2 separate regions of the Homo sapiens genome follow, and region 1 is linked to region 2. A link is an interaction called in ENCODE POLR2A ChIA-PET data of the cell type or tissue named here. Cell type or tissue: PC-9. All regions are shown on one strand.

The links. ChIA-PET counts read pairs that join two places held together with the same protein. Peaks named below come from ENCODE experiments on the same cell type or tissue, not always from the same donor. Only the 100,000 strongest peaks of a DNase experiment are listed, where the experiment ranks them.
Region 1: POLR2A ChIA-PET joins it to region 2 with 10 read pairs; 2 of 35 experiments call an interaction of 5 or more read pairs at or near these places.

What each region holds. Positions count from the first base shown.
Region 1 is chr2:47,073,271-47,081,270 of GRCh38, forward strand. TTC7A (tetratricopeptide repeat domain 7A) reads left to right here. Exons shown (of 20, transcript NM_020458.4): 20 at 432-2,853. The coding sequence ends at 653. Among named protein-coding and RNA genes, the nearest start is that of STPG4, 78 kb to the right of the region's middle. RefSeq lists enhancers at 6,694-7,471, 7,472-8,000. In PC-9, no CTCF peak of the experiment used is centred here; DNase peaks (open chromatin) are centred at 3,771, 4,161 and 5,911; H3K4me3 peaks cover 599 bases; H3K27ac peaks cover 5,436 bases.
Region 2 is chr2:46,850,852-46,858,851 of GRCh38, forward strand. It overlaps LINC01119 (long intergenic non-protein coding RNA 1119), which reads left to right. Exons shown (of 3, transcript NR_024452.1): 2 at 5,072-5,139; 3 at 7,235-8,000. It overlaps LOC107985880 (a long non-coding RNA gene), which reads right to left and starts at 2,675. Exons shown (of 2, transcript XR_001739449.2): 1 at 2,543-2,675. In PC-9, no CTCF peak of the experiment used is centred here; DNase peaks (open chromatin) are centred at 70, 4,510, 4,860, 5,150 and 1 weaker place; H3K27ac peaks cover 5,298 bases.

The DNA of each region.
Region 1 (8,000 bases), 220 kb after region 2:
CCAGACACTTCTCAGAGCTTTACACCTCCTGACTCCTTTCAACCTCACCGCGCTCTCGAGAGAGATGCTGTGATTTTTCCCATTTACAGATGAGGAAACTGAGGGCCAGAGAGCTGGGATTTGCCTAGGATCCCCCAAACAGTGTGACACAGCCAGGTCTGTTGACTTGAAAGCCAGTTCCTCGGGACCGGCAGGAACAGAGCTCCTGCAGTGGGTTTCCCAGGAGGCTGGGGTTAAAGCAGGGCTTGGGCAGGGCCAGGTAGGATTTGTATGGGGAAAGGCACAGTCACTTAACAGTGCCCAAGCCAGAGACGCGGGAATCCTCTCGAGCTGATGGCTGCTGCCACCCGTGCACCTGTGCTTGGCCCAGTTGCCAAGATGCCTGTGCCATGGGACACCCCTACTCACCCTGCCCTGTGCTTCGTCCACAGGGTCTGATGCTGAGTCGGCTGGGCCACAAGAGCTTGGCCCAGAAGGTGCTTCGTGATGCCGTGGAGAGGCAGAGTACGTGCCACGAGGCGTGGCAGGGCCTGGGCGAGGTGCTGCAGGCCCAGGGCCAGAACGAGGCTGCCGTTGACTGCTTCCTCACCGCCCTTGAGCTGGAGGCCAGCAGCCCTGTACTGCCCTTCTCCATCATCCCCAGAGAGCTCTGACGACGCTGCAGCCGCAGGGAGGGAGGGGCTGGCCAGAGGGAGAGGCAGCAGGGAACGTGGGTCAGGGTGGGGCAACAGTGGCATCAGGTGCGGGGCCTCAGGGAAATACATCTTTAGTGAACGCCTCTGCAGCTGCAGCCCTCGTTCTCTTGGCTGGGCCAAGAGGGCCTTCCTGGATTTCTTTGTTGGTGCCTTGGGAAACAGTCTGACTTGAACCCTAAGTGCCTTTGGAGAGTTTTGTGGTGACCAGACTTGCTCCCCAAGAGCTGGGCAGCGGGGAGCCTCACAGCTGTCCTTCACCCTCACCCATGCCTCTGGCTTGGAGTCTGGGTGGGGGGTTCTCACTCCCCACTCTCAGCACAGTACAGACTTCTGGATCTCTCTCAGGTCTTGCCCAGGGCGGTCACAATGTGAAGAAACTGCGGGCAAGTGGGAAGACTATGAGATTTCTGGGTTCCCTTCTCAGACTTGGAGTTAGTAGATGATTCCTGCATTGCCCCTGCTTGCCCTCTGAGACCAGCTGGGCCCCACCTTGCTCTTTCCCCCTGCTACCAAGTGCCTTTGGGGTCTGACCAGGGGTACTGAGCACCGGCCCTAACACTTCCATCTCCACCCACCCCATCTCCCTGGCGATGTGCTCCAGCCCAAGCAGCCTCCGTAGGCTTTAGATCCTGTGGTTGCTAGATCCAGTCCTTTCTAATACCCTGAGTCAACACATTACTCCTGCAGGTCTTAGGCTACAATGCAGGTCCCTTGAGGGCCACCAACATGGAGGTAGGCAGTTTCTAGGACTGTCCCCAGTACATCTCACCACCCACAGCCCTTTTTTTGCCTTGATTCGAGCCTCACCCTGGCCTTTTGGCTTCCCCTGCCTGAGAGAGACCTGAGGAGGGGACAGAGCCCAGCCCCTCTCCTGTGGCTGAGCAGGCCTCTGTGTCCATGACACCTGTCTTCCGGGCCTGGGGGCTGTGGGTGTATGTCCTCCCTACTGGCTTCCCCGGCCCCTGCTGCATGATGCTCTTGGAACTCTTCTCCAAGGAGTCAGTCCCCCAGGCCTATCAGGGGATCCTTTTGTATCTGCACTTTGGGTTTTAGTTTCAAAGCTCCATCAGGTACAGCTTGCATTTCAGGATGTGTGGAAAGCTCGGGTGAGGGCTGCCCTGGTTCATCATAGCTCCACCTTCCTCGGAAGGAGTGGGCTGTTGGAGACCCCCCATCCATGGCACACTAGCTCAGCACTGCATTTCCCGAGATGATTCCCAAGACAGCTGGTGCCTCCTGGCTTTCCTGTGCCAGGCCAAGGGGCACCACAGAGGACCCTGGATCCTTTGCCTCTTCTTGGTTGAAGGATCTCTATGTATGTGTGTATATAAATATAGTTTTTTATCTATATATATAAAATAGAGATCTATTTTTTTTCTGGAATTCTGTTAGAAAAGTAAAGAAAAAGCAAATGCTGTTGGTTTATCTCAGGGTGCCCAAAGTGGTTATAGTCAATTTTTGGTACTAGGAAAGGCACCCAATGCATTTCCTGACTTTTAAGCATTTCCTTGTTGGAAGCAGCAGAGGGCCAGGCCAAGTTGCTGACAGTGACTTTGCAGGTTGAATAAAGAAACCCTTGGAGGGGAAGCAGGCTTGTCTGAAGCAGCATGTATATTCACTGGGCATGTAGCTCCCACACCAGCCTTGAGCCAGGCCCTGGACAGGAGGGGCTGTTGCAGGATGAGGGAGGCCAGAGAAGGCATCGAAGCCAAGACCTGGGCCCACCTGGGGAGGGATGTGGGAAAGGAAGGATGGGAGGGAGGACCCTCTGGGAAAATGTGGATTTGAGCTGGTGAGAGTGTTGCTAAGGCTGGGCTAAAGCCTGGAGAGGGTAGGAGGAGGCAAGAGGGGTCCAGGCAGGGCTGATCCTGGCCTCTGACCTGTCCAGGGCGACCCCTGAAGCCCCTGCTGCCTCTGGGCATTGCTGGGAGAGGCCAAGGCAGGACTCACGTCTGAACAGAGATCCCCTCGGGCATTGCTGATGGGCCACCTTCAGCTGCAGGGAAGAAGCCTAGGAGAGGAGGCATGGGAGGGACCTGGGCCTTGTTCAGATTGGCCACCTCTGCTGAGAAGTCCATACCAGTACACCCCTAATAAGTTATGCCACATACCAACGTACTGTGGATATTATAACCTGCATTAAAACAACTCTAAAGAACGCTGCTCATTTACACAGAAGCTCTGTTTCTTCCTGTACCCCAGGGGGTCACCATAGCACCCCCAAGGCTGCAGCCACCTCATTTTGAAGACAGCTGCCCTGAGGCTTCCCCTCAAACCCAGGGCTGTTCTTGGCCGTCTGGACTCTTCCCTCTTGCCGCGCCTCCCGGCGGCCTGGCCTCCCCCAGTGCCCACCCTCCGCGCCACGCTCAGCCAGACATTGCTGTCCCCATAAGGAAGGGCTTTGCTTGCAGCCTTTGGGTGCCCAGCTTCTCTTGCTGTGGCCTTATTTTAAGGTAACACATTTACAAGCTTGAGTGATTGAACACTTGGTATCAAACTTCTTGTCATGTACCCTAACCCCCAGCTGATGGCCTCCTTGGGCGAGAAGTACAGGCCACCTTAGGTGGCAGGGGGTGTCTGCCAGCCTGGGGGAGAGGCTTAGAAACTCATCCTGCCGGGAGGGGAATGGAGGGAATGTGGAAGGAGGGAAGGCTCTGCCTTCCTCTTCTGACGGGAACAGGGTTTCCCAAGCTGACCTTAAGTTGGTCGAATGTTGGAGAGTCACGCAGCGGTGGAGACCTGCTCAGGGCCCCAGGCACTGCCTTACCCCATTTGCCCATCTGCAGGCCCTGTGCTCACAAAGAAACCCTCACTGGAGAGTGAGGCACCTGGCTCCTGTGTCTAAACACACCATGCTGGGACCAGGGTTAGAGTCTGGGGACAGACCTCAGACTGCCTCTCACCCCCTCAGACTTCCACCCACGTGCCACTTTCCAGGACACAGCTCCCACTTGTGCACTTACATATGAATAGTGTTTCCTGCAGGCACAAATATGAATGGCATTTCAGCCGCCACCACCCAGACTCCTTTCTGGTACCAAAGTGCTCATTGTTGCACTCCTATCCCCCACCCAGCACTCAGATGTCGTCACTGTGCAAATATTTCTTGGGCTTGGGAAGCCTCTGACTAACCAAACCTCCCCATCCGCCTAGACTTTGATGATGACCCACGGGCAGGGAGCCTCATGCCTAAGTGGCCTGTGAAACTGACCCATGAGGTACTGATCCAAAGGATCCTGAGAGGTCAGGGAGTTCCTGACTCGAAAGGATCCCCCCACCACCCGTCCCCTGCCAGAAACTTCTTAGAATTTTCATCAAGCTCTTTCAGTTGCAAAGAACAGAGACACCCTGAAGGTAACTCAAAAGATAAGAGGGAGCTCACTGGAGCCCTAGGGCAGGAAATGGAGTGCCCAGGCCTGGGGCCAAAGCAGCCACACACCGTGAAGGAGACAGCAGGGTGACACTGCAGTCACCAGTCTGAGCTTGAAGGTGCAGCTCTACCACTACGAGCTGTGTGGCCTTGAGCAAGTTTCTTAATCTCTCTTCAGCCGTTTCTTCATCTGTACAATAAGAATGGTGGTATAGTGCCTGCTCTGTGGATTATGATTAAGTGATCCTAGAACAGTGCCTGGCCCATAGTAATTGCTCAATACACATCAGCAATTATCACTCAATACACGTGAGCAATTATCTTCTCTGCCTTTGCTGGCTCCACCCTCCTCTTCCCGCTACTGACTTCACGGAGAGGTGCTGCTCCCCTAGAACCATATTCAACACTGCCCTGGCCCTCCAGCCCCACTCCTGACTGACCTACCACCTACAGCACTTTGGCCACTCCCCTCCTAATGGCTAAATCTTGAACGAGAGGATCTGATTGGTCCCACTCATATTTCCATGGGTCACTAGGCAGCCCGCAGACTGATTTTCCTTGGATAGGTGCCTTCTCTTGATCCAATCAGCTATGACCAGGAGCCATGGGCCTCAGGACACATACGGCTGCTTTTGCAGCTGGAGTGCTAAGTGGGCAATGCCCTGGGCCCTTCTGGTCCCCTGCCTGTGTCAGCCCATCACGCCATGCCATGTCCTTTCTGGGCAATGGGTACAATGCAGGTCCCTCTAGAGAGGGCAGACAACAGAACACAGCCCCTTAAACACCCTCCTTTCTCCTTCGCATCATCATCACCTTAGGGTCCATCCATGGAGGGGCTCCTGTCCTGCTTCTGGTCTTGGAATGAAGATGACAATGGGAATAGTAACATGCCTCCTGCACTGTACTGCTAATACGATGCTTCACTTACCAGTGAACTCTCTTCTAATCACTCCTTTGATTGGGAACCTCTCCAATCGACAACCTTGGGAGGTGGGTTTTGTCCCCAAGAAAGGTGAAGAGATCACGGGGCCTCCACTCTCAGTGACTTGGTACAGGGCAGGGCCTGGGAGCACAGGGCCTTGCCCTTGGAAGACACTGTGTAGTGCCGCCTCACCCATTCTGGGCAGAGGCAGGAGCCTCCCCAAATCGCCGGAGCAGAAGGACCCCTCTGGGATCCATGGAAATTCGCATCACCAGGAGTCCTCTACGGGAGTGCCCAGGAGAGGAAGATACATGGGTCCAGGGGCCTCTTGGGTGCCCGGAACCCCCACTTGCCAGCCCCGCCCCACCACCAGCTTCGCCCCACTGGCTGCAGAGGAATGACAGTGCTCTGCGATGCCTACTACCCCAGCTCCTCTGCAGTGGGAGTAGAGGACCCTTAAGCAGCGGTCACACAAGAGGCTGGACATTGCCCCAAATAGGGTGTTCAGAAGATGCCCGAAAGCATGGGCAGCCATGGGAACTGCGTTGGGTCGTGGGGCCCCACGATCCTAACCACTCGCTGATGGCATCGTGGCTGGGTTCCAGAACCAGTATGTCCCCCATGGGCTGGCCCACAGCCTCAGAGATGCTGACACCCCCACATAGGGGCCCCCAACACAGGTGGGGGCTGTCATTGTTCTCTTGTTCTTGTTCCCGCTCACCCTCAGTCTCTCACTCTCTTAACTGTCTCTGGAATTTGGCAAGAAGTCCTTGTGGACTTCTTTAAAAACACGTATCATTGTTTCTTGAACCATTTGAGAACAGGTTGCATAAATGGTGCCCTGTTCCCCTTAATACTTCAGTGTGTGTTTACCAAGAACAAAGGTCATCCCTGTATCTAACCACAGCAGAGTTAACAAATAGGACATTCAACACTGCCACTGTGCTCTTATCTAATCCACCACCCCTATTTCAGGTTAGGCACTAGTTTTCCTTAGAGTGTTCTTCTCCAGCTCAGGGTCACACCCTCCATTTTACAGCCAGCTCCTTCTGCTCCTCTAATCTGGAAGAGCTCCTCCTCCTCTCCCTTTGCCTTTTGTGATGCTGACATTGCCGAAGGCTGCAGTGGCCTGGCCTCTGCAGTGTGACAGTGAGGTAGGCAGAGGGAAGCGGGGGCGGGGGGGCAGCAGGGGGGGCCAGGGGGAGCAGAGGCTAGAAAGCAGCTGAAGCCAAGGGGCTGAGAGAATGGAGAATCATTGATTGGTAGGAGCTAGAAGATAAAAGCAAAACTGAAGGGCAGGTGAATCTCTGTGCAGGCAGAGCTCTGGAAACAAAAGAAATGGCCACCTACTTGCAAGGTGCATAGAGATGATGGAAACACTGGAGCTCCATTCCGTCCTGAATGAGCTTTCCAACTCCTGCGGCCTAACTGCGGGCAAGAGTCCCATCTGCCTCCTCTCCTTATACGGTGGCCCCCATGAAGACTGGAGGGACCCTGAGTGTGAGTGTGTCTGTTCCTGGCAGCCCTGCACATCCCCAGAGAGAGGCTCACTCTGCTTCCCTGCACCATCAGACAAGCGGAAGCGGGACATGTTGCAGAACTTCACCGATTGCTTTTGTCTGTGGCACCCACACCCACTCAGAGAGCACATGTGCCAAGCTGGGAATGGGGCAGGCATGGGAGACTTCCTGAAGAGCAGCAGCTCTGACCCCTGAGGTGGGGCCCATCCCCACGTGAAGGTCAGGAGCACAGACGGTCTCCCCAAGGGTGCACACAGCTGAGCAGTCTCCTGCCACCCTGACTGTGATCTCTCATTTCAGCCTGGGCCCAGAAGGAAGAGGCCATTGCAAGCTTCCTCTCTCTTGTCTGTGCCAGGCCTGAGCCATCTCAGGAGCACACAGCTCACTCCCCAGCCCCCACGCAAGGGCCAGGGCTCAGTGGCTGTAGTGGTGGCATCCTGCCCAGCACACACACTCCCCCCCTAAGAACACCCACGCCAAGGGTACAGGGCCTGGTGCAAGCTGGGCTGAGCCCACAGAGGCCCCTCCTGTCCTGGGGGAGCTAGGAGAAGGGCTGGGTGCTCTCTCCCATGCAGAGAACTTTCTGAGCTGGGAGCCCCACCCTTCTAGGTGCTTGTCTTCTTTCCTTTCTCTTCTTTCTTCCTTCCTTCCTTCCTTCCTTCACTTGTTTCTCTCCCTTTCCTTTCCTTCCCTTTCCTTTCTTCTCTCTCCCTCTCTTTCTTTCTTTCTTCTTTTTTTTTTTTTTGGAGACAGAGTCTCGCCCTGTCTCCCAGGCTGGAGTGCAATGGCGTGATCTCAGCTCATTGCAACCTCTACCTCCTGGGTTCAAGTGATTCTCCTGCCTCTGCCTCCCGAGTAGCTGGGAGCCACCCTCCACCATGCCTGGCTAATTTTTTGTATTTTTAGTAGAGACAGGATTTCACTATTTTGGCCAGGCTAGTCTCGAACTCCCGACCTCAAGTGATCCGCCGGCCTCAGCCTCCCAAAGTGTTGGGATTACAGGCATGAGCCACTGCACCCAGCCTTTCCTCTTTTCTTTTCCAGTCCATCAGGCCTCCTGTGGCCTCAAAGAGCCATGCCTCCCATGCCCACCCCACACCCTGCAAGACGCCTTTCCAGAATGCCCACTCCTTGCTTGTGCCTTGTCCTTTAAGATCCTTCCCACGCCTTCTAGAAGTCCTCTGCCAACTGCCTCCCACCTTACGGGGCCCTTATGCTTTGGCAGAACACCCAGAGGCCAGCACAGCCCTGTGGGTTCTGCTTCTTGGGTTGGACCCCCACATTCCACATACCCGGGCTCAGCCACACGTGTGGGTGCCCCCATGAATGGAACGCCAAGCTGGGTCCCAGGAGGCGCCCCTGTGGCTGGGAGGCTTGAGGTACAAATGTGGAGTGAGGCCGCCATGTCCCCACCCACAGGCTGACCTTGGCCTTCTCTCTCTGCCCAGATGGACTTGCCCAAGCCATGCACCATCCCAGCTCTGTACCCTGGT
Region 2 (8,000 bases):
CCACTGCCTGGCTCAGTCAGCCATGCTATCTTGGGACAGAAACCTTGACAGGAATCCCAGCTCTAGCCAAGGAAAACATGAGTCAGGCCTGGCTAAGCCAGGTGGCTTCCCTCTCTCCACCTTCCATCCCCACACCCCCAACTCCACAGCCAATGAGCTGTTTGGGTAACCCCAAGACCCCACTCCCACACAGCCTACGGCCAGCAAAGGCATGCAGGCAGGATTCTAGAACCTTGGCCCGGCTTTGGGTTGCTGCCTTTGAAAGTGTAGCAGGTGTGGGGCTCTAGCTCCGGCCCTCCTCAAAGGAGACAGGAGCATTCCCTGTGTCTTTCCGGCCTTCCACCTACCCTGGCCTTCTCTGCACAGGGTTCCCTTTTGGGGCACTGTGATTGTTCTCAAAGGCAGAGCCCACCCTGGCCAGGAGTGGCACAAGATTCTTATCCCACTTGTAGTAGAAGACTTTTCCTGATTCCTCTTCCCAGCCTATCCAGGGGCTTCCGTTCTCCTGCCGGTCTCACCTCAGGCTGAAATGTTGATATTTCCTCGTGTCTGGGGACACTGCTGCTGGACTTTGTGGAAAAACCTTTCCTGCCTTTGTGTGGCTTCTGTTTTGTTTGTTTGTTTATGTATTTATGTATTTATTTATTTTGAAACATAGTCTCACTCTGTCACCCAGGCTGGAGTGCAGTGGCGTGATCTCAGCTCACTGTAGCCTCCGCCTTTGGGTTGAAGCCGTTCTCCTGCCTCAGCCTCCCGAGTAGCTTGGGTTACAGGTACCCGCCACCACGCCCAGCTAATTTTTGTATTTATAGTAGAAATGGGGTTTCACCATGTTGGCCAGGCTGGTCTTGAACTCCTGACCTCAAGTGATCCACCCACCTCGGCCTGGGTGCTGGGATTACAGGCGTGAGCCACCGTGCCTGGCCAGGGCTTCTGTTTTAAAAGCTTCTCCACTCTCTCTTCTCCAGAGGAAGAGGTGCAGGGTCTCACACACAGGGACCTCAGAGTCCCTTGTTTTGTACACTGTAGAACAGCGTTGTCTAATAGAAATATACAGCAAGCCATAAATAAGTCACCCATGCAACCTAGTGTTTTCTAATCACCATATTTTGTAAGAAGTAAAAAAAAAAAAGTGAGATTCATTTTAATACTATATTTTATTTAATCCAATATATTTGTATTAACCCAAATGAATATTATCAAATCAATCATTTAATTCACATAAAAAATTACTAATGAGAAATTTCACATTGTTTTTCCATACTAAGTATATTGCTTCCTAGGGCTGCTGTAATTATCACAAACTGGGTGGCTTTAAACAACAGACATGTATTGTCCCGCAGTTCTGGAGGCCAAAAGTCAGAAATCACGGTGTCAACAGAGCCATGCTCCCTCTGAAGACTCCAGGGAACGTGAAAGCAAAGTAAAAACTTGGGAGCCCAGGCCGGGCATGGTGTCTCACGCCTGTAATCCCAACACTCTGGGAGGCCAAGGCAGGGGGATTGCTTGAGTTCAGGAGTTCACGACCAGCCTGGGGAACATAGCAAAACCCCGTCTCTACGAAAAATACAAAAATTAGCCAGGTGTGGTAGTATGCACCTGTGGTCCCAGTTACTCAGGAGGCTGAGGTGGGAGGATCACTCGAGCCCAGAAGGTTGACACTGCAGTGAGTTGAGATTGCACCACTGCACTCTAGCCAGGGTGACAGAGTGAGACCCTGAAAAAAAAAAAAAAAAAAGCAAGAAAGCAAGTAAGCAAGCAAGCAAGAAAGAATGAACAAACTTGGGACCCCAATTCACTCTGCCAAAGAAAAGAAAAACTTGGGACCCCAATTCACCCTGCTAAAAGAAAAACATATTAAGCTGAAAGCTGAGTCATAGAAGAAGCTGCCTTCTTTTTTTTTTTCCTGAGCAGATAGCTACAGATAAAAAGTAAAATATCTCCACAGTAGCTACTCTGTGTTCACCTTATCTAATGGTGAGCTTGAGAGGAATACATAATTGACCATTCCCCTACCTACTCCTTTTCTCTTGCAACACATGGATTCAGTTATGTGACCTCTTTTCCCTTGAGCCTGCTTTTCTCCTTTAAATATTGAGGCCCTCAGAATCATCCTTGGAGAAAGGCACCGACCTGTCTCCTAGGCATGTGTCCTTAACCTTGGCAAAATAAACCTCTGCATTGATTGATACCTGACTCAGGCACTTTTTGGTTTACGGGAAGCACCCCTCCGTGCCTCCTCCCAGCTTGGGTTGGTGCTGGCAATCCCTGGCTTTCCTTGGCTTGTAGCTGCATCATTCCCACCTCTGCCTTCATCACCACATGGCCTTCCTCCTCCCGCGTGTGTGTCTGTGTCTTTACATGGACTTAGAGAACGGTCATTGGATTTATAACCAGCCAAACCCAGTAAAATCTTATCTAATTACATCTGCAAAGACCCTATTTCCAAATAAAGTCACATGCTGAAGTTCCAGGTGGACAAGAGTTTTAGAGGGGCACTATTCGCCCAGTACAATGTTGGGGGCAGTGACCACTCACCCACCTGATATTTGGCTCCCAAGATCCTGTTCCTGTCGGCTGTTTTCTTTGTTGTCTTTGTTCTTTATTTTCATTCTGGCAGGCCTTGGGGTAGGATCAAAGGTAAAAAGAAGCAGGTGAGATTAATTTTAATAATATTGTTTATTTGACCCAATATATCCACAATATTATTTCAATGTGCAATCAGTACAGAGAATTATTAATGAGATATTCTTCATTTTTTTTCACATCAAGTCTTCAGAATTTTATATGTATTTCACATGTACACCACATGCCAGTTTAGACTGACCACATTTCAAGTGCTCGACAACCACATGGGGCCAGTGGCCACCATATTGGACAGCACAGCTCAGGAAGTTAAAAGAAAGGGGTGAGGCTTCTGACAAAGCCAAGGACCCCTCTGGGGAGGCCGGTGGATCCCAAGGAATGGTATTCACCTGATGGCCTCACCCCCTCTAGGTTCTCTCCTGATTATATTTCATCCGTGAGAGGTGGTCTCACGGTGATGAAGGGAGGAATTCATGCAACATTAGCTCACACTGTATCAAACCAGAAGGATGATACGGTTTGGCTGTGTCCCCACCCAAATCTCATCTTTAATTGTAACTTCCACAATTCCCGTGTGTTGCGGGAGGAACCTGGTAGGAGGTGATTGAATTATGGGGGCCGTTCTTTCCTGCCCTGTTCTCATGATAGTGAATGAATCTCACAAGATCTGATGGTTTTTAAAATGGGAGTTTCCCTGCACAAGCTCTCTTTGCCTGCTGCAATCCACATAAGATGTGACTTGCTCCTCCTTGCCTTCCACCATGATTGTGAGGCTTCCCCAGCTACGTGGAACTGTAAGTCCATTAAACCTCTTTCCTTTGTGAATTTCCTTTGTGAATACCCATTCTTGGGTATTTCTTTATCAGCAGTGTGAAAACGGACTAATACAGTGGCTTTGTTCATTCACAGGAAAAGTGGTGAGCAGCTGGCTGCTCTCTCGTCCCTACATGCAGTCCCTCCCTTTCCTGTAGGCACAATGCTTAAGGAGCCAGGCCTGGGCTTCTGGGCTCAGAACCAGAGCCTTTCCTTACTGAGTGCAAATGATTGAAAATCTCAGGCTACAAAAGTGGGAGGCATGCACCTCCCCAACAGAGACATGCCATTGCCAGTGGGGACACTGGAATCCCTTTCCCCAGGCAGTGTGGGATGGGTGTGGCCGTGTGCCTAGGACTGGCTCTTTTCTACTTCTCTGCTGCAGACCTGACCCCTTCTGACTGGCATCTTTTCCTTTAGATACGCAGGTCTCACTGGCCTGGGCCCCATTCTGTCTCTTTTTAGCATGGCTTGGCCTTTGTCTGCTTTGATTTCTATGTGTCAATTTTATGGTCAAACTCCCAAAAAGCAACCTCATTCCTCTAGGGAATGGGCTCCCTCAGTTTGCTCCCTTGAAATACCTGCGATTCTTTATTCTCCTGAACCCTGCTCTACAACCTCTGTATTTTTCTGAGAAAAATCAGAAATAACCAGAACCCAGACCTGGAAGCTAGACCCCAGACATAGGTCATCCACCTCTCGGGCTCTGGGGCCTGCTCAGGATGTGCATGCTGGGGAGTGGAGCACCCTCTCCATGGGCTGGCCTGTCCTCAGGCCCCACAACAGACAGTGGTCCTGAGCCGGGACAGCAGGATGACAAAGGCTCACATTTGCACTCTGGAGCAAAAACATCACCGGATGGAAATTGAAGTAGAGAGAAAAAGAATGAGTATAGGGGATGAGGAATCTCTGATGTTAACTCAGGGGTACCATCAGTCCCCTAAAGCTGCAAATAATGTGAATCAATCCCTCTCTCTCTCTCTGTCTCTCACTCACACACACACACACACACACACACACACACACACACACACACACACACACTTATCTTGAGAGCCTTCCAATTTTTTTCTGCAATGCACGGACCTCACAAAAAAATGACTCAGCCTTACATAAGAGACGGGAATTTGAGGGGGACCAGGAGTGTGATGACTCATTGCCTTGAAATTTCCAGTGGGATACACATGTTTTCTTAGATGATTTTTTAAACATTTATCTTTAATGATTGTCCAAAATAAATGGTTGGGGAGGCAGAATGGAGTGAGAATCCCACGTCAGGGCAGGAAAGAATAGTCATGATGAAGAGGAGGGGGCAGGAGGCTGAGGACAGGGCCCTTTCAGGTCAGGTCTCAGAATGTTCTGGTGAGAATCCAGAACTCTCCTCCCAGGACCTCAGGGCATTTCAGGAACTGTAATAATACAATCACTTCGTATAGCAAGAATCAGCCCCTGAGGTCTCCAGGAAGTACCTTGATTTGAAAGAGCTGTGACCAACCTCAGTGGCATGTCCAACTACCACGCTGCAGAAGTCTGTGAGGCCGTGGTCCTCAGCCCTTTGCACAGATTAAAACCCCAATCCCAGCCGCACCCCAGACCAATCAATCAGGATCTCTGGAGATGGGGCCCAGGCATCTATATATATGTATATATATATATTTTTTTAATTCCTCAGATGATTCCAATGTACAGCCAATGATGAGCAGCTGCTGGGCTGAAGGGACTGGGGCCATTTTATACCAGGTGAGTAATTCAAGGTGTTGATGTCACCCTGCTCCTTAGAGGACTATTAGCCAATCCCTTGAGTTTCAGATACAACCAGTTATCCCTCTCCAGGGAGCTTGAAATTTTTTTCTCCCTTTTCTGTTATTGGCAAAAAGCAAATCCCTGCATGGAAGCCTGGTGTCTACATAGAGCTGACAAGGGGGCAGCTTGGGGAAGGTGGGCTAGGCTTTGGGAGCGAGTGGGCCCCTCCAAGGAGAAGGCCCTTGGATTCATCTACAGGAAGCCCAGAGTTCTCTGACACCAACCCAACTCTCCCACACCATGCCCTGCCTAGAGGCCCAAGGACTCCAGCAGGATCGTACCAGTGATCCACTGTCAGGGCAGTCCAGCCTATGCCATCCATGGCTCCGCTGGCAACAGGATAAAGTCAAGGGCTTCATGCTGGCACTTAAGGTTATACCCAATCTTCCTTCAACTTTCCTCTCTCCCCAATGCACATGGACCCTGCCCCACCAGGCTGCCCCCCTCCCTGCCCCAAATGCCCAGCAGGTTCCTACTTTCAGACTTTAGTCACACCCAACATTCTCTGGTTTACCAATGTACAAAGGTCTTCATGCATCTCCTGTGGAATGCAAATCCCCCTGGCAAGAAAACCCTCGTGTCAGCCCATACCTCGGGGGGATCTACTGGAGACTGGGTGGAGGTGCAGAGAACAGGTCCTGGGCCCCAAGGGGAGGTGAGAGAAGGAGGCTGAAAGCATCCTGGACACAATTCATCCCCGCGGCCTCAGCCTCACCCCCAGACTCCTGGAGCCTGGGCCTGACTTCTGTGTGTGGCCGCTTGATGCCTGGCACTACCTGTCCCATTACCTGCTGACCTCCACAGGCACGTTCTGCCCTCCTCACCTTTGTGTGAGAACTTAGCCTCCCCTCCAAGAGCTGCCGAAAGGGGGCTGGTAACTGGGCCATATCTGTCCACACTGTCACATACTGACTTTATGTCTGAAGGAAGGGGGTTTCATCTCCCTGAGCCTCCACTTCTTCCACTATAAAACAGAAAAACAGAATTGTAAAAGCACTAGCCGCAGAGATTTGCAGGATGAGGGTGGCCTCATTAATCCAACACTCTAGTTAACTCTCATATCTATGTCAACAATTTTCAAAGGATTATTATAAAGCAAGGACCATCTTTGATAATCGTGATCAAAGATTTCTAGGATCTTAGGGCAATGTTTCTTAAAGTCTATTCCATGGCTCTTGAGCTTTGTGAGATGTTAATTGGTGTTTTATATACATTAAAACTAATAAGTTTGGGAAATATTGGATTTTAAAAGTGAATATATTTAACTTTGGGAGGCCAAAACAGGCAGATCACTTGAGGCCAGGAGTTCGAGACCAGCTTAGCCAACATGGCAAAACCCCGTCTCCTTTAAAAACACAAAAATTGGCCGGGTACAGTGGCTCACACCTATAATCCCAGCACTTTGGGAGGCTGAAGCAGGTGAATCACATGAGGTCAGGAGTTCAAGACCAGCCTGGGAAACGTAGTGAAACCCTGCCTCTTCTAAAAATACAAAAATTAGCTGGGTGTAGTAGTGCATGCCTGTAATCCCAGCTACTCAGGAGGCTGAGACAGAAGAATCGCTTGAATCCAAGAGGCAGATGTTGCAGTGAGCCAAGATTGCACCACTGTACTCCAGCCTGAGCAACAGAACGAGACTCTGTCTCAAAAACAAAAATTAGCTGAGTGTGGTGGCGCATGCCTGTAATCCCAGCTACTCAGGAGACTGAGGTGGGAGAATTGGTTGAACCGGAGGTAGAGGTTGCAGTAAGCTGAGATCGCACCATTGTACTCCAGCCTGGGTGACAGAGTGAGACTCTGTCTCAAAAAAAAAAAAAAAAAAAAAGAATATGTTTATACATGATTCTGAGACTTCACTAAATGCATTAATGGTGGGTAAAGTGTTTTCCAAACTTCCTTGACCACTCAACACCTTTTTAGGGGAGGATACCACGTGACTGGTGTTTGTGCCAGACTTTGGGGAATTCCGCCTTTGTCAGGCTCAACACAACAAGGGTTTTCATTGCTCACTGTCTTGTTACATGAGTTGTAGGATGTTACACAGAAATGCCTGAAAAGCAAGGAGCAGCTATCAGAATGTTTGGTGACACAGCTCCTCCTGTCGTGGTTCCTTCGGCATGGACTTCACATTCAGCAGATCCATGAGGTGTTCCCTTTCGGATGAGCTCCAAGGTCTTAAGAGAGCATCTCTAGTCTGCGTGAGTCCGTCTGAACGACGGTCCTGAGCAAGAACCACCTATAACCATCTGCTCAAAATAACTCAGGGGAAGTCAAAGCTTTCTATGTGGAAGGTGACTGAAACCACATACACAGACCACTGCAGCATTCCTGACATTATGGAACTTGGAAATGATTCCAAACATGGCCATAGCTTGAGTAACATGTTTTGCTATGACAAGAACTTGGACTGTAGTCCTTCCCCCTCTCAAGAATGTGACATCACACCTTATCAGATCCTACGAGTGAGCTACTGACCTCAACCACTGAACTTCAAACTATGTAAAAACCTAAGGGTTCGACAGACACTTTGAGAGCTTGGGCTGTGGCAAGCTACACTCTGTCAGCCTCTCTTCGACAGGGCCCCACCCTGCTAGCCTTTGAACTTGGAAGCATCGCCCACAAACACCAGTGCCACCCTCTAGCCTTGAGGGACCATATATGTCTCTGTGAATCTCCGTTGCATTGGACAGCTTCTCTCCCAAGAGCTGCTCTTATAAAAGAGACACACCACATTTTAATGAGGCTTCGCTCTCCACAGAGGCCTGCTTCCATCCTAATTGAGCAAGTAGACTTTAGTA